Regions from separate parts of the Homo sapiens genome. Here all the other regions are linked to region 1. The links are chromatin loops, found by intact Hi-C in ENCODE. Cell type or tissue: MCF 10A. All regions are shown on one strand. Links, peaks and the distances in the headings refer to the core of each region. The heading gives the core; the rest is flanking DNA. Region 1 has its middle 28 kb from the start of LINC02777. Region 2 overlaps JUN-DT (JUN divergent transcript). Region 3 overlaps LINC01358 (long intergenic non-protein coding RNA 1358). Region 4 overlaps JUN-DT (JUN divergent transcript).

Evidence for each region. Hi-C counts contacts between places; a loop is a spot of excess contacts. Peaks named below come from ENCODE experiments on the same cell type or tissue, not always from the same donor. Only the 100,000 strongest peaks of a DNase experiment are listed, where the experiment ranks them.
Region 2: a loop joins it to region 1, with 4 times the contacts of the local background. A loop is called at or near these places in 4 of 110 quality-filtered maps.
Region 3: a loop joins it to region 1, with 2.1 times the contacts of the local background. A loop is called at or near these places in 5 of 110 quality-filtered maps.
Region 4: a loop joins it to region 1, with 7 times the contacts of the local background. A loop is called at or near these places in 3 of 110 quality-filtered maps.

The regions. Positions count from the first base shown.
Region 1 is chr1:58,928,152-58,936,435 of GRCh38, forward strand. No RefSeq gene overlaps it. Among named protein-coding and RNA genes, the nearest start is that of LINC02777, 28 kb to the left of the region's middle. In MCF 10A, for the core only: no CTCF peak of the experiment used is centred there; DNase peaks (open chromatin) are centred at 3,800 and 4,870.
Region 2 is chr1:58,878,985-58,887,268 of GRCh38, forward strand. The region is part of intron 1 of JUN-DT (JUN divergent transcript); the gene reads left to right. It overlaps LINC02777 (long intergenic non-protein coding RNA 2777), which reads right to left. Exons shown (of 5, transcript NR_183656.1): 5 at 3,894-4,750. Among named protein-coding and RNA genes, the nearest start is that of LINC02777, 21 kb to the right of the region's middle. RefSeq lists enhancers at 4,011-5,210, 4,113-4,407 and a silencer at 6,440-6,635. In MCF 10A, for the core only: no CTCF peak of the experiment used is centred there; DNase peaks (open chromatin) are centred at 2,717 and 4,477.
Region 3 is chr1:59,073,554-59,081,837 of GRCh38, forward strand. The region is part of intron 2 of LINC01358 (long intergenic non-protein coding RNA 1358); the gene reads left to right. Among named protein-coding and RNA genes, the nearest start is that of LINC01358, 57 kb to the left of the region's middle. RefSeq lists enhancers at 2,990-3,533, 4,078-4,621, 4,622-5,163 and a silencer at 4,264-4,558. In MCF 10A, for the core only: a CTCF peak has its summit at 3,237; no DNase peak of the experiment used is centred there.
Region 4 is chr1:58,846,789-58,851,788 of GRCh38, forward strand. All of the region lies in intron 1 of JUN-DT (JUN divergent transcript), which reads left to right. It overlaps LOC107984961 (a long non-coding RNA gene), which reads right to left. Exons shown (of 2, transcript XR_001738081.2): 2 at 4,171-4,614. Among named protein-coding and RNA genes, the nearest start is that of LINC02777, 55 kb to the right of the region's middle. In MCF 10A, for the core only: no CTCF peak of the experiment used is centred there; a DNase peak (open chromatin) is centred at 2,243.

The DNA of each region.
Region 1 (8,284 bases), core at 1,794-6,793:
GAATAAAAATGGTATGTCCCTACAGGACATCATGAGATGACTGAAGTAGCTATACACCTAAAGTGTTTAGGACAGTGCCTAGCATGTAATAAGCTCTCATGAACTGTTAGCTCTTATTATTATCATCATTAGATGGAAATCAGAAAAGACCCTGGTCCTTGGGTGTTTGCATCTCTAGTCCTCCTGTTTGCTGTCATCTATGACGGGTAAGTGGCCCCCTCAAACCCAGTGCTTCTCCAGCTTTCCACGGTAGAGGCATGTGGACCTCCACACACACTTTTTTGAAATCTTATATTTTATTCCCAGGTTTGGCTATTAAAACATTATTTACAAATCTCATGTCCTGGTAAAATTTATAACCCAAGAAGCTACACTGTACTTCACCAGGGGCTTGTTGCATCCTTCCAGACCCCCTTTTCCCCAAGACTAGAAGTGTGGCTCCCTCTTTCCCACCTTCGACCTCCTCAACTCCAGGGACCTTTGCTTTATTCCGCGGCAGCCACCTATACTCAGAGCCGCACCCAGCTTTCATCTCGGCTGGCTACTGCTCCACCTTTGAAATCTCAAATAGCTGGGTCTCACTCTGACCCCTCCCTCTTATCTTTTCAGAGCTCTCCTCAGACTGACTCATTGACCTCCTCCTGAATTCCAGACTCTGAACCCCTTTCTCTGTTCCTTCCCAGTCTTTCAAACCTTATTGGTTTCTCGGATTTGCAACTTGCCATACCTCTTCCCCCTGCCACATTCATGGATGCATGGAGCAGGAGCAAGAAATAGACCTTTGTGTCTGCAGCCACCTAGAATTTTTTTTGTAATTCCTGTAGTATGACCTGGCTCATCTTGACTGGGGCACCTGCCTCTTAGGTGCATCTGAAGACCAAAGAGGTCACGTCTACAGAGCACTAAGCCCAGTGCCTGGACAATAATAACTGCTCAAGAAACATTAGCTGTTACTCTTACCCACCAAAATCACAGGGGCCACACACTGCCCTGTAATGTGTTTGCAAATTCCCAGTCAGATCCCTTCTCCTCTATGCAGTAGCGATTCCTATTATTTGTCATCCCACCAAACCTTCAGCCTTTGTAGAGAAAATAGAGGTAATCAGGTAGGAACTGTCTCAATAATTCTCACTCAAATTTATCTGCAGGTTTCCTTTCTGATCAATTTCCTTCCTATTTTAGAAGCAGTTGGGTATCTCCTGACCATAAGAACTGGAGGACAGACAGTGGGGTGACTTCTAAGACCAGGAAAGGTTGAACATTCATTCATTCATTCACTCATAAACCCCTGGGCCCAGAGAAAGCCCAGGTTTGAAGATTGAGACCTAAAGGGACTGCTATGCCAGATCTATTTTTCTTTCCCAAATAGTCCCTCCGCCCTCCTTATGCTCTCTTTTGTTTGCCATTCTCCCTCCCCACCAGGTACATGAGTAGTCAAAGCTGGGAGAGGGGGAGGACTGGACTGAAGCTCATGAATTAGGCCATCCTGTCACTGTCCCGGGTTTCAGGGGGAAAGGGAGAGAAGGCCAGTGAAGATCTTTAAGGAAAGCCTCAGGAAGGAGGTAAAGCAGGGACTATCCTTCTAGAACCTCTGTCGACTCTCCTGGCTACGTGAGCAGTTGACGTACGTGCAAAGGAAGGCCTGCATGCTTCCCCCTCTCCAGACAGGTTTCTCTGGAACCCCAACAGACAGACAGACAGTGATCTTTCTCCTCTCCAGACATCCTCAGCCGCCGCCGCTGACTCAGCCTCCCCGCCCTCCCCGTGGGTGGAGTAGGTAGGCAGCCCAGTCCCTGGGGTTGAAGCTGTAGGTGACATAAGGGCAAAGTCGCAAACATCTGCAGATATGAGACCTTTGATTTCTCCCCAAACCCCAGAACATTCACAACTCTGTCTCCTTTACCTGTCAGTCAGCCCCACCTTCCAGTTCCAAACCCAGACAAACTTCAGTTCCTTCTGTAGGAGATTGGAACACAGTGTCCCTGGAGGCACAGAAGGCCCCAGTTGAAATGACCTTTGGGACTAGCTAGCATTCCCTTTGAGGAGAAACAGGACTTCCCACCCATTCCAGAAAGGTCCAGGAGTCCTGGCTACAACATCTGAAAAGAGAGCAACTGACATCCCGGATGACTTACTTGTTCAGCACAGCAGACACAGCACCTTGGGTCTATAAGAAAATGTTTTCTTATAGAATAGTAAGATCTTTGTCTTCATGTCAATGTAGTTGTAAAGTATAATTTTACGCACACACACATACATGCACACTTTTCTGGAGAAAGGAGTCCACATAGGCAAAATTGCCTAGGGCCTGTGAAAATCATATTGCAGCCATGCTCATATCACCTCTCTAGGACTCAGTTTTCTCTTCTATAAAATACAGATCACAACACTTTCCACACCATTCCACCTCCAGTTTCACCAGTGTTCTGCCTGAACATCAATGACCTTAACATTTTCAGATTTGAAATGTTTGGAAGCCCCCCACATATACAATATGTAACAGCCAGATTCCTTAGTGTTGCATTTGAGGCCTTTCACTGTTTTCCACTTGGAGCTTCTACCTCGTACACAACTCTCCAGCTAGGAACATCATAACTCGTGCTGGTTGTTCTCAGAACAGGCTGAGCCTTGAGTTCCAGCGTGTCTTTGCACACTTAAAGCCCCTTTGCTTCAAAAGCATTCCCCTCCTCTTCTCTGCCGAATGGTCTCCTATGACAGCACAGCTAGCGAATTTGCAGCATCCAGTGAAAAATGAAAATGGGGGGCTCCTTGCTCAAAAATCGTTGAGAATTTCAAGATGGTAGAGCAGAACATTCAATCATGTATGGGGCTCTTCTGTGCTCATGGCCCTGTGGGCCTGCCCATGAAGCCATCTCTGCCTACTCCTTTTCTGAGATCACCTCAAATGTCACCTGATCTTTGAAGCAGTTTTTACTCTCCAAGACCAACAATAGGAAGACACAAAACGAAGCACTTCTTCTGTTCCAGGCATCATGCCAGGTGCTTTACAGATAAGGTCTCATTTATTCCTCACAACCACTCCATGAGGTAGGTAGTATTATGATCCCCATTTCTCTGATGGGTAAACTGAGGCTCAACAAGCAGTTGACAGAGTTGGCATTTAAACTGAGGGCTGCCTGAGCTTAGAGCTCATGGTCTTACCTATCAGGCTGCACCAACCCTTTCCACCACATGGTCTTTCAGTCTTGCTTCTGCTCTCCAATTTATAGAGACCCTAGGCCCGGGTCCTGTTCCTTTAGTCTCTGGGTATCCACCCCCTTAGCATGTCTGGTCCCCAAATACCCCAAGAGGCCAGTAGCTTTCCCAGCCTAGAGTACCTTCAGGTTTCCCAGGAGACATATGTGGAATCGAAACACTTTTTCCTTTGGGAATTATCGGTCATCCCCACATCCCCTGTGTCCCCAAGTCCAGTCCATTTGGTTTCTTTAAAAGGTATCTTGAGCCCCATGCCTCACTCCCAGTGCCAGTGTTAGCTCAGGCCTTTTTATCCTCTGCTAGACCTCAATGTCCCCTTCACTAGCCCTTCTAAATGCAGGCCTGACCATGTCACCCCTTCTTAAAATCCTTCAGTAGCTCCCCACTGCCCTCAGGTCCCTTAACCTGGCACACAGGACCCTGCCCACCCCTCGACTGGAACCCTCCCACATGATCATCACTAATTAATTACTTACAATTTCCAGAAGGAGTCATGTCTTGTCATGCTCCCGTGACTGTGCACATAATGTTCTCTTACCAGGAATCTGATCCCATAACACTTGGAAAACTCCTCCTAACGAGCCGAGGCTCATTTAGCATCACCTCTTACAGGAAGCCTTTCATAACTCCTGGCTCTTCCAAAGGCTGAGTTCCCATAACGTCCAGGCTTACTTCTGGCCCATCACTTAACTGTATTTATCCCAATTGGGCTGAGAGCCCTTCGAAGGTAAAAACTGTATCCAAGTCACCTCTGCATCTCCAGCCTCCAGCATGGGACCTCTTTGGCAACTGGAAGCACACAGTAGGTGTTTTCTGAGTAAAATCTATAGATGAATGATGTTCACCTGTCTGGCGTCAGGGATGCCCTTGCCACATCCGGGGGACAGCTACATCTTGGCAGCAGACAGAGAACAAACATCCAGGTGAGAACAGGACCACTGAGAGCTCCAGAAGGAAGCAAGATGGATGGCTTGATTACCTGATGTGCTTGAAGATTCTGAGAGCAGACTTAAATTTCTCACTGAGGGGAGAGGGATGTGTGTACCTAGGAAATAAAGCTAATAGATTTTTTTTTTTAAATGAGGCAGCAGTTTCAGTGAAAAGAATAAGTCATATAAAAGCAAAAATTTAATCATGATACAATATGGCTTAGCTGTGATTTATGTGGTCACAATGCTATAAAAACTAATCTAACAAAAGGAATGTTATATCTAGATTGGAAAGTTGGGAAAGGTAAAGTGTTTCCATGACAGAAGAGAGCTAAGTCGTTCTCTTTTGTAATGGAAAGTCAGTAGGCCATATAACTAATGAAAAAATTAAGAAAGAGACATGTAGACATAATATTTAGAAGCACGGACTTAAATACTGGAAGAAATATTGAACAGTGGCTGTCTCTGGGTGGTAAGATTTGGGCGTGGAGGGAAATGGGGCTGGGGAATGGGCTTTGTAGAACTATCTGACTTTTTGAACTATGTACATAATATTGGTAAGACACAAGATTAATTTTTAAAATACTGCTTGTGGTTTGAAGGCAGGAAAGTGTTGCAAGGCAAGCACGTCTGTCCAATCAGTCTGACTAATCTCCCTGAAATGCCACCTTGGGCATTTCTTCAGAGCCCTCTCAGGCCCAGGAACTGGACTGGGCTGGTCCGCCTTGCAATGCCCTCTGTGGCCTGGCCCCACCCTCCATGCACACGCCCTTTGCACCTCATTGACTGGCATCCTGCCATTTCTCCTGCAGATGCTATACCTCTTACCTCTAGGCTTTTGCCTAGGCTGTGCTCCTGCCTCTGTGTAATGCCTTTCCTCAATCTGCCCTCCCAGCTCCTTCCTCCAGCTGCCTGGGACAAGTGTGTTTGCTTTACCCCAGGACAGCCCTGCATTCAAGGGAGATTTTATTTGCTGCTTTCCCCTGGGCCTTTCTGTCTTGGCTCACACAGTTTGACAAAGTAAGAAGCCCTAGCAAGCCATGTTGCAGGCTCACCTCTTCTGTCTCATAGTTGAGGGCCTCTCTGAGTCTGTATCTTTGTCTGGAAAATCGAGATCTTCAGGCCTACTTGCCAGGATGTTTGTGAGAGTAGGTTGATGTGATGTTTATCAGAGATCTCAAGATAAACATCCTATTTCCAGTCCTCTCTTCTTTTGAAAAATCTCTGCCTGATAGCAGCTGTAGCTGCAGCAAGAGCTAATATCTATAGAATGTTTACAGTGTGACAAGCACTGCACTAAGTCATGCATTGTTTCATTTAATTCCCACATGACCCTCATTTTACAGATGAGGAAACAGAAGCTCATTGAAGGCAACTTGAAGGTGGATCTACATGTCCCTCCCCCACATTAGACCACAAGAGGCTCAAAGATAGGGAGAAATGCACACTCATGTTAAAGCTGCATTATTCACAACAGCCAAAAGGTGGAAGCAAGACAAGTAAGTGTCCGTTGATGGATGAATGGATATACAAACTGTGGTATATACATATGATAGAATATTACTCAGCCTTAAAAAGGAGGGAACACGCTACACATGGATGAACCTTGAAGATATTATGCTAAATGAAATAAGCCAGACACAAAAAGGCAAATAATGTATGATTCTACTTATATGAGGAGGCTAGAGTAGTCAAGTTCAGAGACAGAAAGTAGAATGGTGGATGCCAGGGGCTGGGGGAAAGGGGTCCAAAATTTTACTTTGGGAAAATGAAAGTTTTGGAGATGGATGGTGGTGATGGCTGCACAGTGCAAATGTACTCAATGACACTAAACTGTAATTTTAAAAATGGTCAAAATGATACATTTAAGGTCATGTATATTTTACCACAATAAAAATATTCTTTTTTTTTTTTTTTTTTTTGAGATGGAGTCTTGCTCTGTCACCCAGGCTGGAGTGCAGTGGCACAATCTCGGCTCATGCAACATCTGCCTCCCAGGTTCAAGCGATTCCCCTGCCTCAGCCTCCTGATTAGCTGGGACTACAGGCACCTGCCACCACAGCTGGCTAATTTTTTGTGGTTTTTTTTTGTTTTGTTTTGTTTTGTTTTGTTTTGTTTTGTTTTTTAGTAGAGACGGGGTTTCACTGTGTTAGCCAGGATGTCCCAATCTCCTGACCTCGTGATCCACCTGCCTTGGCCTCCCAAAGTGCTGGGATTACAAGCGTGAGCCACTATACCTGGCCAAAAACATTCTTTTTAAATGTGGTTAGAGACAGAAAGTAGAATAGAGGTCACCTGGGGCTGGGGGGAATGGAAGGAAGGTGGGTTTTTTTGTTTAATGGGTAAAGAGTTTTTTTGCTGGGGATGACGAAAAATTTTGGATGTAGATAGAGGTGATTCACACTACATTGTGAATGTGTTTAATGTCCCTGCATTGGACAATTATGAAGGTTAAAATGATAAATACTATGTTATGAGTATTTTCCCACAATTAACAAAAAATGGAAGGGAGACCCTGTGCCTCTTTGGTTTTTCTGGACCTAGAGGCTCAAGCGGGGTCTGGCAGACAGTAAAGGTTTACTTGAGAGCATTTGTCAGTTTGAATAGGCTTTTGTTGGAAGGCTGCCCACAGGAAAAGAACCTGAATAAGAAGGAACAAGATCAGGATTCCCATCCTGACTCAGTTTTTTGGCTAATTCTAGCTTCCCCCTGGTCAAAAGTTCCATGTATATATGGAATCCCCCAAGACAAAGACTCGACTGTAGTAACATAGACAGCAGCTATTAATCGCTAGGCTTTTTACATACACATAACTGTAGCCAACAATTATTGTATACAGTCATTGCCGCAGGGAAATTGGTTCCAGGACTCTTGTGGATACCCAAATCCAAGGATGCTCAAGCTCCTGAGATAAAATGGGGTAGTGTTTGCATATAACCTACACACATCCTCCTGTACACTTTAAATCATCTCTAGATTACTTACAACACCTAACACAATGTCTAGACATCACTTCACTTGTGTGGATTTAACATAGTACTTGGTACATGGCAAATTCAAGTTTTGCTTTTTGAAACTTTGCAATTATTTTTTTCCTGAATATTTTCAATCTGCAGTTGGTGCAATTCATAAATGCAAGACCCACGGATCCAAGAGGCCGACTGATACTGTTCTAAGCACTTTTCATGCCCTACTACAATACCTCTGGGATTGTTACTATTATAATCCCCATTTTGTAGCTGAGAAAATGGAGACTTACATTAACTAACCTGGGAGAGGTCAATAGCCAGGCTGCAGGGAGACTCAGATTTGCCCCCAGATGGTCTGGTTTGCTTAATGATCATGGTACTTGCCTTGACTCTACTCTGATGGCCCCAGCCTTTCTGCATTTCCTCCAGCCCCGCTCAGGAGGGAAGGAGAAGGCCCTTAAAGGGAGGAGGGAAGTTAAGGGCTTCCGAGGCAGGAGGCTTCTGAGGCAAGAAGGCATTAATACAAGATGAGGTTCTCAGGTCCCCAGCAGAGCTCTCTGCTGTCACCCATGTCACAGAAGCAGGGCAAGTCAGACTGGCGAGATGGGCTCCACATTGGTACAAACACAGGCTTGGGCATGGATCAGGATGATTTGGTTCAAGGGCTGGCCCAGTATTTGTTGGTCACGTGGCCCTGGACAAGCTACTTCACCTGTGCAATCCTCTGTGTTCTCATCTGTAAAGTGGCGACAGCAGCGGTATCCATCTCACTGGGTTTTATGGGGATTAAATAAATTAGTAAACGTAAACCTGCTAGTGAGAGTGGTGCCAGGCATGGCAAGCCCCACTAGCAGAGAGCTAGGATTGTGCTTGCGAACTTCCTGGAGTGATGTTGGGCAACTTCTCTTTCTCCCTGAGCCCCGCTGATCTCAGGTATGAAACAGAATTTCTAAAACTAACTCCACAGATTTGTTGTGAGGATTAAATGAATACTGTGTTTTGTATTAGTATCTGTTTATAAAGTTAACTTGTTCTCAAAAGTATTTAAGGTGGCTAACAATACAAGATTAGTTTTAATTTGAAAAGAAATAATTTGAGACTAAGAGAAAGGGGTGGTAAGGAAAAAGAACACCTACTATGTACCCATAAAAACTGAAAATAAAAAGAATT
Region 2 (8,284 bases), core at 1,646-6,645, 49 kb before region 1:
AGAAATACATTTCATAAGGCTATAGCTTTCATAGATAGTGATTCCTCTGATGGATCTGGGCAAAGTACATTTAAAACACTCTGGAAAGGATTCACCATTCTTGGTGCCATTAAGAACACTTGTGATTCATGGGAGGTCAAAATATCAGCATTAATATGAGTTTGGCAGAAGTAGAATCTAACTCTGATGGATTACTTTGAGAGGTTCAAGACTTCAGTGGAGGAAATCACTGCAATGTGGCAAAAATAGCAAGAGAGCTAGAATTAGAAGTGGAGGCTGAAGATGGGACTGAATTGCTGCAATCTCATAATGAAACTTGAATGAATGAGGAGTTGCTTTTTATGGATGAGCAAAGAAAGTAGTTTCTTGAGAAGGAAACTACTCCTGGTAAAGATGCTGTTACCATTGTTGAAATGACAACAAAGGATTAGAATATTACCTAAACTTAGTTGATAAAGCAATGGAAGGACCTGAGAGGATTAGCTCCAATTTTGAAAAAATTCTACTGTGGATAAAATGCTATGAAATAGCATCGCATGCTACAGAGAAATCTGTCATCAGAGATGGAATGAAAGGAAACATCAGTCGATGCAGTAAACTTTACTGTTGCCTTATTTTAAGAAATTGCTGCAGCCACACCAATCTTCAACCACCACCACTAAGATGAGTCAGTAGCCATCAACATCAAGGCAAGATTCTCCACCAGCAAGATTACAACACACTGAAGGCTCAAATGATGGTTACCATTTTTTTTTGTTTTAGCAATAAAGTAGTTTTTAATTAAGGTATATACAGTGTTTTTAAAGACATAATGCTATTGAACACTTAAAAGACTATAGTATAGTATAAACATAACTTTTATATGCACTGAGAAGATAAAAATTTGTGTGACTTACTGTCTTGTGATATTCGCTTTATGGCTGTGGTCTGCAACTGAACCCACGATATGTCCGAGGTATGCCTGTATGTCAGAAATGAGATGGTTATAATATAAAGATTCCTGGAGCCAGAAAAGCCCAAGGCTAAATTCTTTTTGGAATGTTTGATCTTCAAAAATTTTCATGAATCCATATTTTAAATAAGCAAATTTTATTTTTGAGAAAGACATACATGCAAATAACTAAAAATACCTATTTAAACTCAAACTGTTAGATGATTAAAAAAATAAGTCTCCCTCAACCCTCCAGTCTCTATTCCTCTAAGGCCCTCCTTTGTCACCTCCCCGAAGCAGTTTCTTCTGTGTCCCTAAAGCAGTCTCAGCATAAACAAGCATATATATGTTTTAATATGTTTCTATTTTCCCTAATGAGAGCACATGATGCCAACAGGCACTCCATTTTTTGTGTTTTTCACTTAATGTTATATTTTTGAGATGATTCCATGTAGGTCTACCCCACTTTTTTTCTCATAGATTTTGTCAAGTTATTTAGCCTCTCTGTGCCTCTGTTTCTTCTGTAAAATGAGACTAACAACACTTAAAAGCTATGTATGTATGTTTATGGTAACTAGCATGGACTAGCACATGGCGGTGCTTCATAACTCTCACTCTCTCGCTCTTGCTTTCTGCCTCACAGCCCAGTCTATGTCAGACACTACATACAGAGCTACTCACTTGTCTTCAGGAAGATCACAGTAGAACTGAGTGGATGAGTCCCCTAGGAAAATACAACACCCAACAACATGAGTACCTCAAAGAGGTGCAAAGAACATTGGAAGTACGAACCAAAGTCATGGAGCAACTTGGAGTCAGGCACACTGGCCTTTGAATCTCAAGAGGAATGTAGGTGTGGACAAGTTAGCTCTCCTCTCTGAGTCTCAGTTACCACATCTATAAAATGGGGTAATAAATACTCATTTAGCTATAAGGCTGCTGGAAATATCAACTGAAATGAAGCATATAAAGTACTGATCATAACAATTTGCACAACAGAAATTATCAATAAACATAGCTGGCATTATCCCAGTGTTTGGGCTGAGGAGATCTGGGAGGGCTTCCTGAATAAGGCGGATTTTAAGCTCAGATCCGAAGAATGGATAAGACATGGGAAGGACATTCCAGATGAAAGTGAGTTAGTATATTAGCAAGGGCAAGGAGAAGGGAAAGTAAAGGGCAACTCTGTAGAATGGCAACACACAGACTGATCTAAAATGAAGGATTCAAGGGTGTACAGAGGAAAAAAACAGGAAAAGTAGGCTGAGGCTTCAGCAAGAGGACCTTGAGTGCTGAGCCAGGGGTTTAGATTTTATTTTCCAGGTAGTAGGGAGCCAGTCAAGAATTTCTGAACATAAGTACATGATATTCATAATGTGTGGTTATGGCAAATCACTTAACTTCTTTGAAAAGAAGGTTGATAGAGTGGAGGCTAGGAGTCCAGGCAGAACAAAAGATGATTGGAGTCAATGCTGAGGACGTGACATTGGGGATGGAGAAGGGGCACCTCTGAGTCAGAGCCCACCAGTCACAGTGACGGGATAGGTGTTGCTCTTTAGACGCTCTTGTGGGAGATGGGTGTGGATCTGGTGTGACATCCTTGTCCCCGCCCCATCTTCACCCCATGAAGGATTTCCCAGGTGGTGTGCTCAGCTGGACTGAGGGATCCCTGGGCACACCCACCTGGCAGGGCAGCCCTGCTCCCTCCTCAGGTCTGAAGTTCACCTCAGCCCATGACTCAGTGTGAAGGCTGATGGCTGGGTTCAGTGACCCCCAGGGAAAGCTGAGTCATGTCCAGGAAAGCAATGTCATCCCACCCGAACCAGAGTGGCCTGTGTTGTGAAATCTAGCAGAAAGGTCATCACCACAGGTTCCAAGATGCCTGGCTTAGCCACTGATTGCCAGGCCACTCACTGAACTCTGTATTCAGTTTTTCCTCCATCTATAGGATGGTGTATCTCTCTGGGGTCTTGGGGGATAAAATTAGATAATAAGTCATTTTATCTGTTTACTCAACAGATGTTGACTGGGCACCAGTTCTATGCCAGTGTGCTGGGGACAGAGGAATGAATAAGACATAGGCTTAGAAGACATCCCCTTCAAGGGGATGAAGTTCTAATGGGGAAACAGATAAGTAAATAGAAGCACTAGCACAGAACTAAACTTTCCGACATGTAGTTGCACACTCACTAACTCACTTAAGTCATCTCACATGGGGTAGTAACCAATTTCATTCATTTGACACACAAGGAAACTGAGGGCCAAACTGGCAAAGCGATTTGCCCTTCCTGGTGTTCCATAACCCTTCAGACATAATTTCATCACAGCCCTTAGCGCTCTTTCTCTGGGATAGAAGTTCAAATGTTTATTTCCCCCATTAAAGTTTAAATTCCCTGCAGGCAGGTCTAGCTTCTTTTAATCTGTTGACCACCAGCATCTAGCCCAAGCTTGGCACACGGTTATGGAAGGTGTGGTGGGGGGAATGGAGCTAGAAGTTGTGGAGCATCAACCACATGCTGGGCTTCGCTGGGCACTTCACATTTGCTGTTGGTTAATCTACTACAAAAACTTGGTATGGTGGGTATTATTATCTCTGTTTTATAGGAAATATGCCAGAGGCTGAGATGAGTGATGGGATTTGCCCAAGGTCACACTGAGCGTAATCTGAGAAGCTCCCAACTCAGAAATGGCCCAGAAGCTGGTGTGTGTGCTGCGGGTGGGGGATGAAGTGGGTGGGAGCTCAGCCGTCCAAATGCAGAGCCAGAACGAGTCTCCTGTAAAGTGTTCAGCTGGTCCACTGGAGCATCTTTACCCACAGAGCCTGATCCTGTGCTCAGGCTTTTATTAGCATCTGTGTTCTTTCCGCCACAGCGCCCAGCTGCCCCGGCAGCCTCTTGGTGAACACTTGCTGAATAAATGCTTCACCAGGAGAACAAAGACGTGAAGAAACAATCACAATATGTGCCAAGGCACGAGGCTAAGCCATTTATTTATCCTTTTTCTTTTCATTCTCTCAACATCACGATGAAGTTAAGTACCATGAAGACCCCAGTTTTACAGGAAAAAAAAATGGAGGTTTAAAAATGTAGAGACTTCCTACAAAGCTGGAAAGTGGCTTTGAAGCCAGGCTTATGTGGCTCCAAAGCCTGAACTGCAAACCACTACTTGAAAATGAATGCGTGTGTGGATGAATTGCAGCTCCCAAACTCTTCTGAAGCCTCAGTCAAGGCCACAGTGGCATTTGCTCCCTGGGCAGGGTGTTTTCCAGGGACTTATGGATCAGGTCTGACTCTTTCCAAAAGGCCCTCTGACTGCCAGCCCTCCCAGAGGGGTCAGAGAGCATTTCCCAGCTTCCCACTGGGCCTGCCTATCTTTGGGAGCTTTGAAGTCCTACATTTAGAGGACATGGATCAGCCCCAAACCTAAGAGCTCCCCCAAGGTAACTGCCAAGGGAATCCCTCAGGAATCCCGCTTAATGCAACCAAGAGAGGCCTTTAGAAATCAGGCCAAGTAGAGGAAAGAACAATGGACAGGAAATTGGGACATGAGAGAGTCGTGAGTCAGCAGCGTGGTGAGAGCTGCCAAGATTGCTGATGTGAACTCTGGTTGTATCACGAGGAGCATAATGTGTTGAATAACTAAGGTGATATTGCACTTCCTCTGTGGTAGAGCTGGAGCTGGAATGTGGGGTGAAGGTCTGGTTCCACATTTTCACGTAGTCATAGTCAAACCGGAACTTATCCAATAGAGCAGAACCGGAACACTGAAGGGAACGGTACTATCATCTTTGCCAAGGCGGAAGGACTTGTATTTCTTTTCCTGAAGAAGAAAAGAAGCAAACATGTTGGGAGGATAGGCTTTGGGTATTTCAGAGATTTCCCTATGAACAAGGCAGTAGACTTCTTCTGTCTGATCCTAAGGGGAACCTAGGACTCAAGTGAGGAAATAATAGGAAGCAAGATTCAGACGCGAACTGAATCAACAATGCCTTTGTTCTAGTCAAAAAGATAGCCAAAGAAGGAAATATTTTTGAAGAAAGAAGAAAAAAAGCAAAACACTCAATGAACCTCCTCTCTCCCCTCTATGTGACCCTAAGCAAGTAACGTAATCTTCCTGAGGCTCAGTTCCTTATCTGAAAGTGGCAGGTGGTGTTACATGAGACTAACAATGTGCAGACTGAACGCAGTGTGGAGAGACGGCTGTGCACATGGCCCTGCGACTCTGGCTGCTGCAATTTAAACCTTAGCTTAGGGTGACCTTGGAAATTTGTTTTTACTTTGCAGTGCCTCAGCTTCCTCATCTGTAAAATGGGGATAATATATGTAAAGCAATCAAAAGGGTACCTGTCACACAGTGGGCACTCAACTTTCTTGTTAGCCAGCATCATCATCATTGCCACTCTTTATATATGAAAGGGACTGTCACAGTATCTAAAATATAATAGGTGTTCAGAGAATGTTTTCCTTTTCCCATTCTCCTTTAGGGGACTCTTCCAGGGTGTCTCTGGGATACCAAGTTCTTCTCATCTCCAGATGTCTGGAAAATGTCTCTAAATAAAACATCTTTTTGCTTATATTCTAAGGCAGCTATCTGCCTCTATCTAAATACTCTTTTAGTGAAGAAAGGGGCAGAGCAAGGAGAGTCAATCTACTTGTAGAAGTTTCTCATTCTGAACAGTGTACTTTACAGATTCCAAAGTGTTTCTCCCTCCATTACCTCTTTACCCCTTACTAGAGCAAGCCCAGATGTGAGAACTGAGGCTCCGAGAGGTTCAGTGACTTACCTGGAGCCATTAACATCTGAGTGAGTGAGCCAGGAATTGAACCCAAGGCTTTCAGACTCTGGACACCTACCTTTACAGGAGGCATTGGCCAGCCTCTTCCCCTCACACACACATCCTCTCACCCTGGGGTTCTGCTTAGGAAGCATAAGAAAGGCAGTGAGCCAGGCTCCAACCTTGAAGCCAAATCCTTGCAGTAATAGAGAGGACTAAGGGCTAGAGAGAGGAGCCAGGAACCGTGGATCTCTGCCGTGAATCCGAGCCCTTAGAGCTGGAGACCTCACTTGGACCAGTCTTCTGTTTTCAGTAGCTGTAGTGAGTGAGATCAAGAACTAATGTCAAGAGCCCAGAGCCCCTACCAGCATTGCATGATAGGATTTTCTGTGATAATGCTGTATCTGTGTTGTACAATACAGTAGCCACTAGCCACATGTGCTATTGAGCACTTGGAATATGCTCAGTCATAGGACTGAGCCATCAACATCCCTGTTTTATAGCTGAGGAAACTGACGCTCAGTCAGGGAGGTTGTTGAGGTTGCAGTTAGCCAGCCATGTCACTGAGACTTGAAGCTATCCTGTCTGGCCCCCAAGCCATGCCCTTCACCACCACAGAAGCCTCTTGTTCCACTCCCCAAGGAGGGTCTTTGCACCCTTCTGAACCAGACAGGTGATTGGGTCATGTCTGCCTGTGCGAAGGGGTCTCCCTTCCTGCTTGGCTCCACCTGGCTCCAACTCTAGAAAGCACCTGTGTTGTTTTACTGATAACAGTGTTTGCCCTTCCAAAGCCAGAGCCATAAAAGGCAGCTTTCAAAGTCACTGCCGCAGAAATGTCAACATGAGGGGGAGGCCAGTCATGGTTTCTGAGGCCCAATGTCACCTCCAGGCTGCTGCAAAGGCTGCTACAAAGACCTTCGGGTCCTGGAATCTGGACTTGCTTCTACCACAAACTTGCTGCGTTTCCTTGAACATATTTCTTACTTCCTCTGGGCCTTGTTTTTATCATCGGTGTAAGGAGAGGGTTGAATTTAAAGATCTTAAAGGGCTCTTCTATCTCTAAAATGTTTAGTGTCCTCTGCACGGGATCCTGGGGTCAACATCTAAATCTCCTATTTAATGACTGTGAAATACCTTATGTAGCAGCCTTCAAAACAAAATCACCCCCAAACCTTAACCTGGAGTTTTTTTAAAACCTCCAACAATGTCACCATTGAAGCAGTAAAGGTATTCATTAATATCTTGTAAAAAGTGATTTTGTGATTTTCTTAATGTATGAAAAAATGTCCCCCGCCCTTGACACTGGGCCCAGAGCCCCAGAATATAAAACCACAGTCAGACCACTAGGATTCTACAGAGCTCAGGTGTTTGGACAAATTGCCTGCACTTGAGAATACAGGGCAATTTTCTCGACTTTTAAAATGTTTTCTCCCTTCCCCCCACTTTTCTGGGGTTTTCACCCCTGCTTGTAACTCAAACCACAAATAAAGCTCTAAGCCTCTGGCTGTGAGGAACAGCGCAGTGGCTGCCAAGAACAGCATGGTTCACGTGGGCCCTTTTTCTGCCGCTCTGGAAACCAGCTCTCCAGAGGACAGCACAACATTCGTTTTTCTCTTTCTTTACTAATCACAAAAATATTGCTTTTCAGATGGGCTGGGGAAGGGGCAGATTGGTGTTGATTGGTGGTGGACAGGGTCAGATTGGCAGCCTTAGGTGCAGCAGAAGCCAGGTATGGCAGCCACAAAGATTTATATATCCCTCCCAGATGATGGCTCTGATACTCCCATTTGAGGCTTTTACCCTGGAACATGGCACATATTGGTGTTCAATACCTGTTTGTGGTTGAATGAATACACTTTTACAAATATTCTTTCTTAACAGAGGGATAAGCATTCCTGTTTTTCTGCTGAAACTGAGGAAACTGAGGCTCTGAGAGAGTAGCCGACTCAGTCAGGGTCATACACACAGTTACCTGGTAGGGCTGTTGTGTGACCCCAGGCTGGCCCCAGATTGGGCTCTTCCACTCACGCTCTTTCTGCGTCTGCCTCTCAGCCATACAAGCCAAAGAAACACTGTGTTCCCAGCCCACGAATGAAGCTGAGGCATGATGGACAAGGCTTATGGAACTAGACTTTTCTTCTCCAAGTGCTCTCTCCCACAACTTCCAAAATTATCCCCATGGGGATGATGCTTACAACAGAAATGCCAGCTCCACCCTCTTTCCAGCTGCCTGCTGGACATCACTGCCTGGATTTATGCTCAGTTCTAGATACAATGCTTGGCCTAGAGTGGGTGCTCACTGTTGAATAAATAGTCAATGATGTCCTACAGATAATATCTGAATCTAAGTTCACCGTATCCACTGCTGAGTCCCCAGTGCCTAGACAAGGCTTGGGGAACAATTGTTCAATGAATAAATGGAAGAATGCATTTTCCCTCCCTCCAACATAGTTTATTTTTTGGATTGCCTACTTCTGCTGAGATCCTCATCCCTCTACAGTTTCTCAAGCCAAAAGCCCAGGACTTCCCCAGGACACCCCTTCTCTCATGTGACTCTCAGCAAACTGGTCACCACATTC
Region 3 (8,284 bases), core at 1,301-6,300, 140 kb after region 1:
TAGAATATATCCAAAAGAGAGTAAATCATTTTACCAAAAAGACACATGTATGTTTATCACAGCACTATTCACAATAGCAAAGATATAGAATCAACCCAGGTACCTACCAATGGTGAATTGGATAAAGAAAATATGGTACATGTATACCATGGAATACCACACAGTCACCAGAAAAAAGAATGAAATAATGTCCTTTGCAGCAATATGGATGTAGCTGGAGGCCATTATCCTAAGTGAATTAACACTGGAACAGAAAACCAAATATCGCATGTTCTCACTTATAAGTGGGAGCTAAATATTGGGTCCTCATAAAGAAGGCAACAATGAGGCTGGGCACGGTGGCTCACGCCTGTAATCCCAGCACTTTGGGAGGCCGAGGCAGGGGGATCACGAGGTCAGGAGATCGAGACCATCCTGGCTAACACGGTGAAACCCCGTATCCACTAAAAATACAAAAAATTAGCCGGGCGTGGTGGCGGGCACCTGTAGTCCCAGCTGGGAGGCTGAGACGGGAGAATGGCGTGAACCTGGGAGGCGGAGCTTGCAATGAGCCGAGATCGCGCCACTGCACTCGAGCTTGGGCGACAGAGCGAGACTCTGTCTAAAAAAAAAAAAAGAAGAAAAAAGAAGGCAACAATGGACACTGAGGACTACTAAAGAGGGGAGGCATGGAGCGGGGCAAGGACTCAATGTCTATTGAATCCTATGCTCACACCTGGGTGACGGGATCATATGTATCCCAAACCTCAGCATTATGCAATATACTCATTAAATATACCTGCTCAAGTACCCCCTGCATCTAAAATAAAAGTTGAAATATTTTTTTTAAAACAGAGAACAGATTGTGTAAGTCATTGTAGTTGAGGAAGAAAATATATTTATTTCAATTAAGAGATCTAGCCTTAAATTTTGCCTTTGCCAGTTGGCAGCCTTGTGACTTTGGACAAGTTAAATAACCCCCCTGAGCCTCAGCTTTCTCATTTGTAAAATTTAATTAGAAATACCCTCAATTATCTACTTTCACGGGGTTCTTACAAGCGTTAAGTTTTATAATGTACCTTAAATTTTAATAAATTGTAAAATTTACACCTCAAGAAAACCCACAAAAAGCCATAGGATGTACATCACAAAGAGTGAGCCTCAGTGTAAACTATGGACTTGACTTAGTAATAATGTAATATTGGTTCATCCATTGTAACAAACGTAGTACACTAATGCAAGATGTTTGTAATAGGGAAAACTAGGTGAAGGTAGAGAAGAGTATACAGGAACTTTGTACTTTCTGTTCAATTCCGCTGTACACCTAAACCAGTCTAGAAAAAAATCAAGTCTACTAGTGATTCTTTTTTTCAAGGAATACTTGACTATTCCTTACCCCAAATAGCCTAGCCCAATGCCTTTCAAACTTTAACGTACATGTTAGTCACCTGTACTGCAGGTGACTTTGTAGGTCTAGAGTGGTGCCTGAGATTCTTTCTGCCTTTCTAACAAGGAACGCCGCTGATCCATAACAACACTTGGAGCAGCAAGTCTCAAGACTGAAGCAGTAATTGTCTAAGTAAAGCGACTGGAAATGATGGGTACTCCACAAAGTGGGACACTTGCTAATAGGATTCCCTTCCCTACCATTGTTCAGTAACCTTAGGATCAAAAGAGGCCCTAACACTGGGCTCTGCGATTAGCTAAATGAATACCCCAAACGTCAGGGACTTTGCACTTAAAAGACAACTGGATCCATTTAGGAATAATTCCCAGATAAGACTCAAGTCACAGACAGTTGTGGTGGCTCATGCCTATAATCTCAGCACTTTGGGAGGCCGAGGTGGGTGGATCACAAGATCAGGAGTTCAAGACCAGCCTGACCAACATGGTGAAACCCCTGTCTCTATTAAACATACAAAAATTAGCCAGGCATGGTGGTGCTCACCTGTAATTCCAGCTACTCCAAAGGCTGAGGCAGGAGAATCGCTTGAGCCCAGGAGGCGGAGGTTGCAGAGAGCTGAGATCCTGCCCCTGCACTCCAGCCTGAGCGACACAGCAAGACCCCGTCTCAAAAACAAAACAAAACAAAACAAAAAACAAAAGATACAGGTCACCCAGTTAAATTTGAATTTCAGATAAGCAACAATAATATTTTAGTATATGTCCCACATAAGCATGTTCCCCCAGGAACCAATTCACTTAACCAAGAGAATGCCTCTCTTTGGTCACTTTCTTGTCCTCCCCTTCTTCAGGAGCAAGTGACCAGTAATGTCCGTGTGAATGGAAATACTGAGCAAGTATAGGAAATGCTGCTATTCATTTCTATCAAATTACTATTAACATGGTGTACCTGACTTCATAGTTTACAAAACACTTTTACATCTTTTAGTCTAGTGTTTGTCAAACTTTGACATGTATGCAGATCACCTGGGGGATCATGTTAAAAATGCAGATTTGGGCTCAGCAGTTCTGAGGGTTCACATCTCTAACAAGCTCCAGGGAGTCTGATATTGCTGTTCTGTGGCTCATATTTTGAACAGCAAAGGTTTAGATATTCCCAGATGATAGATAGTCTGTATCACCCCCATTTTATAGTTAAAGAAACTAAGGCTTAGATTACATAGACATTCTCAGGTATACGCAGAGATGGAGGAGGAAGGGGCGTGGAGCGAAAGCAAAACTCACCAAGATGTATGTCAGGCTCTACCATATATCTGCCTCTGCAGAGGAGAGAAACCCTGGGTCTGCATCCCTTTTCAGTCCTTTGCAGGCTGCGTGATCTTGGAATAATTATTTGGCCTCTCTGAATCTCTGTTATCTCAAAAGTAAAGAGGTAGGGTACACCTCTCAGAGGCTTCCATGAGAGGCTAATGAGATCTGTGAAATGTTTATATTCTGTAACAGGATACAAGCAGTAATAATTGTTTTATTATTATTATTAAATCCTGAATACAGCCCTTTAGAAGGTTGTTCTAAGTAGTTTACATGTATTCACTACTCCTCACAACACCCTTGAAAACTAGGTACTATTGCTATCATCTGCCTTTTACAGTAAACTGAGTCATATAGAGGTTACATGAACTGGCCAAGGTTACAGAACTAGTAGGAGCAAGATATGGACTCTGGCAGTCTGCTTTAAAGCCTATGCTCTTAATCTCTAGCTATGTTACTTCTCTCTGGGAATTATCCCCATCTCTCCCCCTGCTGGTTTTATAGATAAGGAAAATGTGGTTCAGAGAATATGATTTTTCATATTCTCTGTCATATATATTCTCTGTCAGTCATATAGCAAGACTGTAAATGTGATGAGAGCTCAGGCCACAGACAAGTACCTACTGAGTGCCATGCAGTGCTGAGGGGGAGGTACCTACTGTGTGCCATGCAGCACTGAGGGGGAGGTATCTACTGTGTGCCATGCAGCACTGAGGGGAAGAGGAAGCCTGGATCTACAGAATGAGCGAGGAGAGATGGGCTGGGCAAGGGGAGAGGGGCCACGACTCAATTTGGCAACTTTAGTATAACCTTCTTTGTCAGGTAACCCTACTGATGCTTTGGGAAAGGTAACCAGTGACTTCCGAATAACTATGAAGCTCTGAACCTGCTTTCAGGAGGTGAGGGTGGCAGGACATCAGACTCTAGGAAGGAGTGACTGAACTGAACAGATGAGCTGCTCAGCCTGGTCAGCTGGTGTTTGCAGGGTGATCTAGGAAAGAGTTCCTGACTCCAACCATGCTAAGAGCAGTGGACTCAGACTCAAACTTGTGTTTGAGTCTTAACTCTCCCTTTTATTACTAAATGACCCTGGGCCTGTGACTTGACCTCTCTGTGCCTTGGTTTCCTCATCTGTAAAATAGGGATAACAATTGCACCTATTCCAGAGTTGTTGGAGGATACATGCGATCACTCATTTTTATTATTGTGAAATAAGAGATCTCAGGAAAGCATTTACCACGGTGCCTCAAGTAAGCTCTCAATCAACAAAGACTGTGGGTCAGAAGGATAAAGGAAATACATTTCTGTAGTAATGGAGCGGTGGGAGGAAAAGACCAACTGGCTGAAGCCATTAAAACTCACCGTCAGTAAAAGTGATTTGCCTACTCAAATCTTAGAGTTGGGAAACTGCCATTTCCCTAACAAGACGATGCAAATCAGTTTATTTGCCTGTGGGGACTGCATTTCTTTCTTCTTCTCCTTCCCCAAAGACATCTGTTGTAGGAGAAGAAATCTCAAGTATGCTGAGTAACTGCTTTGTGTCAGGTCCTGTATGGAGATCTTTCTTTTATACCCATCTAACACCTTTTCCAGGATGTAAATTCTACTAACTCCATTTTATAGAGGAGGAACCAAGTCTCAAGAGAGGTTGAGAGCTACATCCAACATCCTAAGCTCTGGAGTGATACATCCTGGATTCAGATCCACTTCTGTTGAGCCAACATCAAGACTGGTGGGCTCCTTCCAAGGAGTCAAAGCTCTCCCTGGGCCCAGCCGGTACTCACCAAGGCTTCTGCGATGATACCTCTAGGTGCCAGACAGTCTTGAAAGCACTTCATCTATGGGCACTCAGTCATTTTCCCACAGGCTAGGTGGTTACGTTTTATTAGCCCCACTTCACCCCTGAGAGGAGGCAATTGAGTTAATTATTTGAGCTGAGAGCCCCTTGGTGGTATCAGCTGAGATAACTATCTCAGCTCCTGGCTGCCAGCCCTAACCAGAGCTTTTGTTCGTTATCTTCCCTCAGAGAAACTCAGCACTCAATTGCTCATTAACATGATTTGGATAATTTTCTCAACAGCCCTCCAGTGGAGCAGCTAAAGGAGAAACTGTAAAAGCCTGTGCCATTCAGATTGCCCCCACCCCCAACCTTGCTCTTTCTTTCTTAAGTAGTGGAGAAAGACAGATCTGCATTTGAATTCTGGCTAGGACATTCACTTGCTGGGTGATCCTTATTATTTCCTCTCCCTAGGCTCCCCATTCCTCATTTGTAAAATGAGAATATAAATACCACTTGCTTCATGAGTTGTTTCAAGGACTAAACCAGAAGGAAGTTAGCAAGAGGGAGGGAGGTTGGTTGGTTTATGGAGTGCCTAATGGGGAACAGAAAATGCATGGACAATATTATTTGATCATCACAATGATCCTATGAAATTAAGAAAAGGAAACTGAGTGACAGAGCGATTTACTCAAAATTTTACAGCTAGCAATTATATGTAAGGGCAATGATTCAAACGCAGTCTGGGTGACAAAAAAGCCTAACCTATCACTCTCATTTGCTCTTCTTCAATGTTCCTTATTCAATTTTTTGGTTCTTTATTCTCTTTCATTCTTTCTCATTCACTCTTATTTGCTCCCTTTCTTTCATTCTTAGTCTTTCCTATTTCCCTATATAACCAGCTAGAAAAAAGGAAAGATAAAAGATTGGACAAAGATATAGCAGTCCGGGTAGTAGATGAGAGGTCTGAGCCCTGGTCGTTTGTGTAGACTCTGAGACTGAGAGAGAGACAATTAGAGATTGGGTGGGTTAGGAAAGCAAAGAGAGTCTTTCCTGTATGGATTTACATTCCGAGGGTCAAGGCCAAACATAAGGTGAATATTTAACCCCTGCAACAACTCCTGTAAGTAAAAAAGAAAACTCCCATCTTTTTCTTCTATCTCAACTTCATAGGTGAGGCTCAAATCTCACCTAGAGCCTGAGTTCAAAGCTCTGGCTCTGCCACTTTAGCAGTGAGACTTTGGACAAAGCCCTCCACATCCCCTGAGTCTCAGTTTCCTCCTCTGGGCATGGTAGAAACATCCCTGCCCCCAGGATTTAGGTGAGTACTAAACTAGATCAGGCAGGTGCAATGCTCAGCGCCCTGCTTGGCACCCAACAAGTGCTTGGCAGTATTAGTCTTTTCTGCCCTCATTAACCCAATGACTAACTTATAACCCTGCTTTCCTCAAAACTCTTCTCCAACATAAAGGTCTTTTGTAAATGTGAACTTTTCCCTTTCTGCAGACTTCCCATGGTGATCTGGCCCCTTTAACTACAGAGATGTCAAGGAATCTTTGTGAATCAGCCATCAAGTGTGGGTTGCTTGACGTGACTGTGGGGTTAACTTACAAGTGACTAATTTTTGGAGGCGAGATTTTGTACCCTTCCCACTGGTAGCACCATGGCTGGGTGTAATTACTTAGCTGATGAGTTTACTGAGGGGCTCCTTAAAGTTTCAGTATTAATATCCATATGAATACTTTCAACAAAACCTTTTGTTCTTGGAGTAGGGGATGTGGGAGGTAGTTACAGGAACTGTCTTGCTTTTCCAAATTTAATTGTCTAAATACAGTGCTGCCTCAGCAATCCAGGACATTTTTCTCACTCTTCTTTCTTAACAGACCTCTGCCAAAAGCCTACTTTGGCAACAGGAATGATTAGTTTGTGTTTCAGTAAACTTGCTGCATCAGAGTCACTATCCCAGCAGGGGCAGGGGGAGTTGAAATGTGCTCTATTTAACCAGTTTGAACTGTTATTTATTCGAATTGAGTCTGGGGCAGAGGTTGTGGGAGTTTTTGATAAGAGGAACTTAATGGCTCATAAGCAAGTCATCTCTCTTTTAGCAGATACTTTGGACTACACATGAATGTCCTAATCACAGTCTCCCTAAAGGTAGATCAGCCCCCTTTCCAGAGTCTGCTGAATTACTCACATTGTTCAGAGCGCTCAGCATTCTGCAAAGCTTTGTTAAATTAATCTTCACAACAACACCCAGGCGGAAGAAGTATCATTAGCACTCTCATTTTGCAGGGGGGAAACTAAGTCTCAGAGAAATTAAGGAATTTGCCTAAGTTTGCATCGAAATAAAGTGGGAGCATCAGCATCTTACCCAGGTTTGTCTGATTTCAGAGCCTGCGCTCATACTCCTCTGGTATTTGCAGCAGTTTTGGGGCTTCTGGCACACCACTCTGAGGCTTGCACAGGACCATGGATTTTATAACTGGAGGGGACCTGTAGGTAGGGCGACCAACCGTCCTGTTTGCCTAGGAATGATGGGGTTCCTGTGACGTGAGACTTTCAGTTTTCAGGACCAGTCAAACTAGGATGAGTTGGTCACCCTATGGGATGAAAGGCTGCTGAAACTACCAAAAGAGATAAAAAGTGAAAAAGCTTCTAGACTAATATGAGGTATTCTTATTACCTTTCCCCCTCTAAATTTGCAGATGAGAAAACTGAGGCTCAGAGAGGAAAAGTGACTTACCCAAGGTCACACATTTCATGAGTAGATGGAGCAGTAATTGGAAAACAGATCTTGGGATTCTCAAATCATTTCTCTTTTCCAATAAGGGAGGCTGCAGAGTTCAAGCCAAGGAGCACCTATTGAGCTCCTACTGCATGAGCAGTTAAGCTGTGGGTTAGCAAATACCCAGGAGAAATAGGAGGTGTCCAGGTAATGCTGTCAAGTAGAACTTTCCATGATGATGAAAATGTCCAATATCAATGCTGTCCAACACACTAGTCACTAGCCATATGCAGCTTCTGAGTACTGAAATGTGACTACAGTAACAGATAAACTGAAGTGTTCTATTTAATTTTAATTTAAATCATCATGCATGACAAGTCGCTACCACATTGCAAAGCACTGGTCAAATGGATATGATTAGTATTTCAGAAGCATTTTATTTCAGAGAACAGATTCTGTAGTGTGCACATTCTTGAAGAGGAAATGCTTTTTTTTGGAAGGGAAGATGGGGCAGAAAAGAAGTACCATTCATGGATGGCATACTGACATACTGAATAGCAGCACTGAAGTTAACATTGCTCCCTTACTCTTCCAACAAGCTTGTGCAATGGGCATCATCTTTCCTAGTTTATGAGTGAGGAAAGTGAAACCCACAGGAATTCAGTAAACTGCCCAAGGTCTTATTTGTAGAATGGGAATTTGAACCCGGGCCTGAATCTAAATCAGGTCCTCTATCCCATGCATTACCAACTTGAATGTACATATGAAACATCTGCAGATCTTGTTGAAGTTCTGATTCTAGAGGACTGTGACTGGTGATTCTTCCTTTATAACAAGCTCCCAGGTGATGCGAAGTCTGTGGCTCATGGGCCACACATTAGCCAGAAAAATTCTCTCTCTTTTAATAAACCAAAACTTCCTCCCTTCCTTAACAATCAAGAAACACCAGATACCTACAGAAAGGAGGATAAATTACAAGTTGTAAAGTAATGATTAAAGTTCTGAGAAAGAAAGTGTGCCCTTGTTGACTTGAAAGAGGGCACCTTCCCCATTGGGCAGTGGAGTGGCTCTTCACCAGGCGAGGTTCA
Region 4 (5,000 bases), core at 1-5,000, 83 kb before region 1:
AATTACCCTCTGAGCCGGGCCTGGTGGCTCACGCCTGTAATCTCAGCACTTTGGGAGGCTGAGGTGGGCAGATCACCTGAGGTTAGGAGTTCGAGACCAGCCTGGCCAATATGAAGAAACCCCGTTTCTACTAAAAATACAAAATTAGCTGGGTATGGTGGCGCATGCCTGTAATCCCAGCTACTCAGGAGGCTGAGGCAGGAGAATCGCTTGAACCTGGGAGGCGGAGGTCGTGGAGAGCCAAGAACACGCCATTGCACTCCAGCCTGGGCAACAAGAGTAAAACTCCATCTCAAAAAAAAAAAGAGAAAAATTACCCTCTGTAATTTAATTTTCTCCTGGCATCCCCATGGTATAATTCATCGAAATTTTGTTGTGGGGTCCAGAAGGGCTGTATTGGAATCTTGGTTCTTCTACTTGCTAGTTTTGTGACTTTGGGACCCCTCTGAGCCTTGGTTCCTCCTTTGTAACACACTCATCTTACATCATGGTGAGCCAAATCCCATAGAATGACATCTGTACCATGTAGCCCAGTGTCTCATACACATCCAATAAGTGTGGGCTCTCTTTCTTCCCCATCACAGAAACTCACTCTGAACATGCTTCCAATTGTTACCATTGATGATTTATTTATGTTTGAGTCTGGGAAGGTGTTTCTTGAAATCTGATAGCAATGACAATGACAACTGAGTTCATCATATGGAGTGATTACTGTGGACCAGGCACTATCCTAACTGCTTTACTTATATGGTTCTTTATGATAGCTCCATGGGGAAGCAATATTGTTATCCAGTATTGTCAGATGAAGAGACTGAGGCACAGAAAGGTTATAAATCCTGCCTAAGTTTATACAGCTGATAAGTGGGGAGCCAGGGACTCTGGCTCCAGAGTCCCACGGTATTAACAGAGCTTGTCTATTGCCCACACTTCAGCCAGATAGAAGGTCGGGGGAACAGCAGTTAACTAGTAGTGCCATGCCAAGCCACTACAATTTCAACCTGAAGCAAAAGAAACTTGGTCTTCAAGATAGTCTGTGGAGGTCACATTATTGACAAGTATATGATTTCCCATACCTTTTGGAATATTGAAAATACCTCTAGGTACCCTTCTCTCACTGCCTTTACTACTTTCCCAGACCCTTTTGGGTCCACAGGTCTGAGGTTGAAAATCCTAATGTAACCTAAATTTCTCCTGAAAAGGAACTCAGAGAGATCAAGTGAGTTTTTTGCTCCCTTGCCCCATACTGAGATTGTAGTATATGAGGAAAATGGCAGTTATAATAAAAATACTAATTACCACATTTAGAGCCTTGTTTAAATATAGTAAACAATATATTTTTGATCAAAAACAGCCTCTTAAAATTTATCAATAACTTTTTATATAATGGCTTATTTGATGGAAATGGTAATAATGATAATAATAACCATGAACCTACTGAATATGAAATATATTAATAAACCATCTTAAAATGTTATTTACTCTTCACAACAATGAGAAAAATGTGTATTATTTTCTCTGGTTTACAGATGAGGAAGCAGGTTCATATGTTATCTCATTTAATTTTTGTCATAACCCTTGAGGTTGGTTCTCTTACGATCCACAAAACATGAGGAAATTGAAGCTCACAGAGGATAAGACATTTGCTCAAGCTCACACAGCAAATCAGAGGCAGAGCTGGGACTCGAACCCAGATCTTTTTGACTCAAAAGCCTGGATTTTGAATTGCTGTGCTGCAGTTCTCAAAGTAACCCATAATGTAGGCAAATATCATCCCCATTTTGCAATGGGGAAACTGAGGTAGTTAGAGAACTGGCTTACCTAATATTCTCCTAGCTCTACTGTACACTCTGGAGACCAAAATGTTTAGTAGTTGCACATAAGGGCTTTGGAGCTGGCTTGCACTTTGCACAGTGATGGGACCAGGTGAGCTCTCAATAAATGATAGCTGTTGTCATTTTCAGCATGGGAGTTCGGCAGCCCACAACCTGGGCACAGACCTGATACCTGCGTCCTTGACTATCTGTTCTGTTTTTGTGCAGACTTGTGCTTGGACCGCAGGAATTTTCTATCATCTGCATGCAATGCCTACTGATGACACACTATCACAATAAAGGCCACCTGAGTCTATGCAGGGGAAAGCTTCCTTCGTGGGAGGCCTATCTGAATGGATGTGGCCTGCAGGAGGCCCTTGGAGCAGAGGCTCAGCCTCTGACTCACACTGAGCTGTCCCCCATCCGGTTAAGGCCAGCCCAGGAGCCGCCCACCTCTCCTGCACCCGCTGCCTTCTTGGCACAGACCTCTGGCTGCAGCCTTTGGGCTCCAGGCTGCAGAATTACTCACTCGCAGATTCTTCCTTTGGCATCTGCCAGGATCCAGGAAGAGGGCTTTGTAGTCTCTCTGTCTCACTTAGCTTTTTCCCTGCCTCCTTTATCAGTTGAATTGCTAAAGCCAAAGCTGAATTTCTCTCCCATTTCCTCCAAGGACCAGTATCCGGTAGGAATCATCTCTGCACTTGGGAGGCTAGGGAGAAGTCAAACACCAGGTCTGGCTCTTTGCCCCTGGAGGAAGAGTTAGTCACTTGGTTACTGCCGGCTGAAATCGACTGGAGATGTCACAGGGAGAAAATGCTTTCCTATGAGTTAGTGGAGCATGGTCTCCACAAAAATTGCCTTTTTACTGAACAGAGAAAGTGGCAAACTGATGTCCTCTTCACAGAGTTCTGACTTTAGTCCTCTAGCTGCAGCCATTAGCAATTCCTTTCCATCCAGTGCATAGAAGTCACAGGAGGCATGTCACAAAAATGGGGAGTAGGGAGGAGAAAAATTAGATGTGTACACACATGATCTCATTTTGTCACCACAGCAACCTAATTGTCATTATCCTGATTTTTTAAAAGGTAAAACTTGAGGTGGTGAATGCTTGTCCAAGATCATGGAGTTGGTGACTGGCAGAGCCGACATATGGACCCAAGTCCTTTCAATGCCAAATCCACTGTAGGGGAAATGGCCCTTCTGTCTCTTTCTCTCCCTCTGTCTCCCCTTTTCCTCTTGATTCCATGTGTCACCTTCCCCACTCCCAGTCTCGAAGGGGTCAGAGGATTATATGACACAACACAATGCCTTGCATACAGTACTTGCTCAATAAATGCACATTAAATTTGAATTGCTATGCCATGCCTTTTATGAACATTTGCATTTTCAAAAAGGACTCTTAGAAAAGATAATACTTAATACCAAGGACTAAATGGTGAATTTCCAGCACAGGAGATCTCTAGTGGGATGTTTATTTCCTCCATCCCTTCTTCCTCTCCCTCTTCCTTCCTTCCTTCCTTCTTCTCGTGTTCTCTCCTTCAGAACAAACACCAACACTATCCTAACTACTTTATAAATATTTACTTATTTAATCCTCATTACCACTGTGTGATGTAGATACCATTATTGTTAGCAATATCCCATTTTGGAAATAAGTAAATGGGCATAGAGTGGCTTAGTTATCTGCCCAGAAACACACAACTTATAATAGGCAGAGCAGGAGTTTGAAGGTGGGCACTTGGCCTCTTTAACCATTGCTGGTATCCCTGTCCAGGCACAGATAGCTTCCTGGAGCCATTTCCATCTCTCACATGAACTTGACATTGCAATTTACAAGGTTTGTTCAAATAGGGTCTCATTCTATTTGATTCTCACCACCATTTGTGAAGTCTGGACTTTGCTTCCTATTTACAATAGAGAAAGCCCAAGCTTGGAGAATTTAAGTGACTTGCATAAGGTCACACAACTGCTATGTTAGCAGAGCTTGGGAGCCAAACCATTTTATGGTCCCCTAATTTCTATGAATGAAGCTGGTGCTGAAGAATTAGAACTGGCCAGAACAACACTTTGAGCAGGAAGAAAGTGCTCATTGTGATAATTTATTTTTTCTTGAAAGTTGGATAGAGAAAAATATATGTGTGTGTGTGTGTGTGTGTGTGTGTGTGTAATAGTCATAAAAGTATTTCTCAGAACTTGAGGTTTTAATAAAATGTGAAAAACATTTTTACCAGCACCCTCTTTTCCCTCCTGGTTTTTAGGTACTGCATAATTTAAAGAAATGCAATCCATATGTTTGATTATTCATACTTCCATCATCAAAAAATATTGTTGATCCTTTGAGGAGCTTTTGATGTTCTAGAAACCATTTTTTTTTTTTTTTAGGGCAAGGGAGAAGAGAGACTTTTTTTTTTTTTTTTAAAGCATCCTTCCTTTTCCTACTATTTTGTTTCCCTTGAAAAAACATTTTTTGGCATTTGAGTGGGAGATGAACAAGTAGTCACTAGAATAGTCCATTTTTTTCCCCTTTAGGTTTTTAATATAGTGATATGTACAGAAATGCAGTTCTCAACTTTAGGGTTCTCTGATATGGTGGGGAGGGGAGTTAATATTTATGGAATTCTTACCTTGCAGTCACTTTATCTACATCTTCTTAGGTGGTGTTTCTAATACACAGGAAAGAGGTGTCATTGGCTCCATTGTATAGAAGAGGAGAGTGAGGCTCAAAGTCTGGAGAGTTGTACTGCTGGGACACAAACCCAACTTTGCCTGGCCCTGAAGCTGTGGTGTTCATACGTTTCAGCTCCTTCAAGAGAATACAAGGGTGTTTACCATCCTGTGAAGACATTACCTAATTGTATTCAATCACGACCCCTACATCCCTAGCCAGCACCTATGCCACTCCCTTGTAGGAGCTCTTGCTCACCTTTACAGGAAGTGGGAGCTAAGGGTTAGTTCATGCAGCTTAAATGCCACCTCCTCGAGGAGGCTTTCTCAGCCTTCTGCCTAAAAAAGCCCTTCACCTATGCTCCATCACTTAAATCTACTGTAAATGGCAATGTAGCACTTTTCACAAGATGATATTTTTCTCGTTTATCTATTTTTTTCTGTTTATTATCTATCTCCACTCCTTTCTTCTTCCCCCTAGAAGTAGCAGAAATCCCTGACATATAGAAGCCACTTAAGAAATAT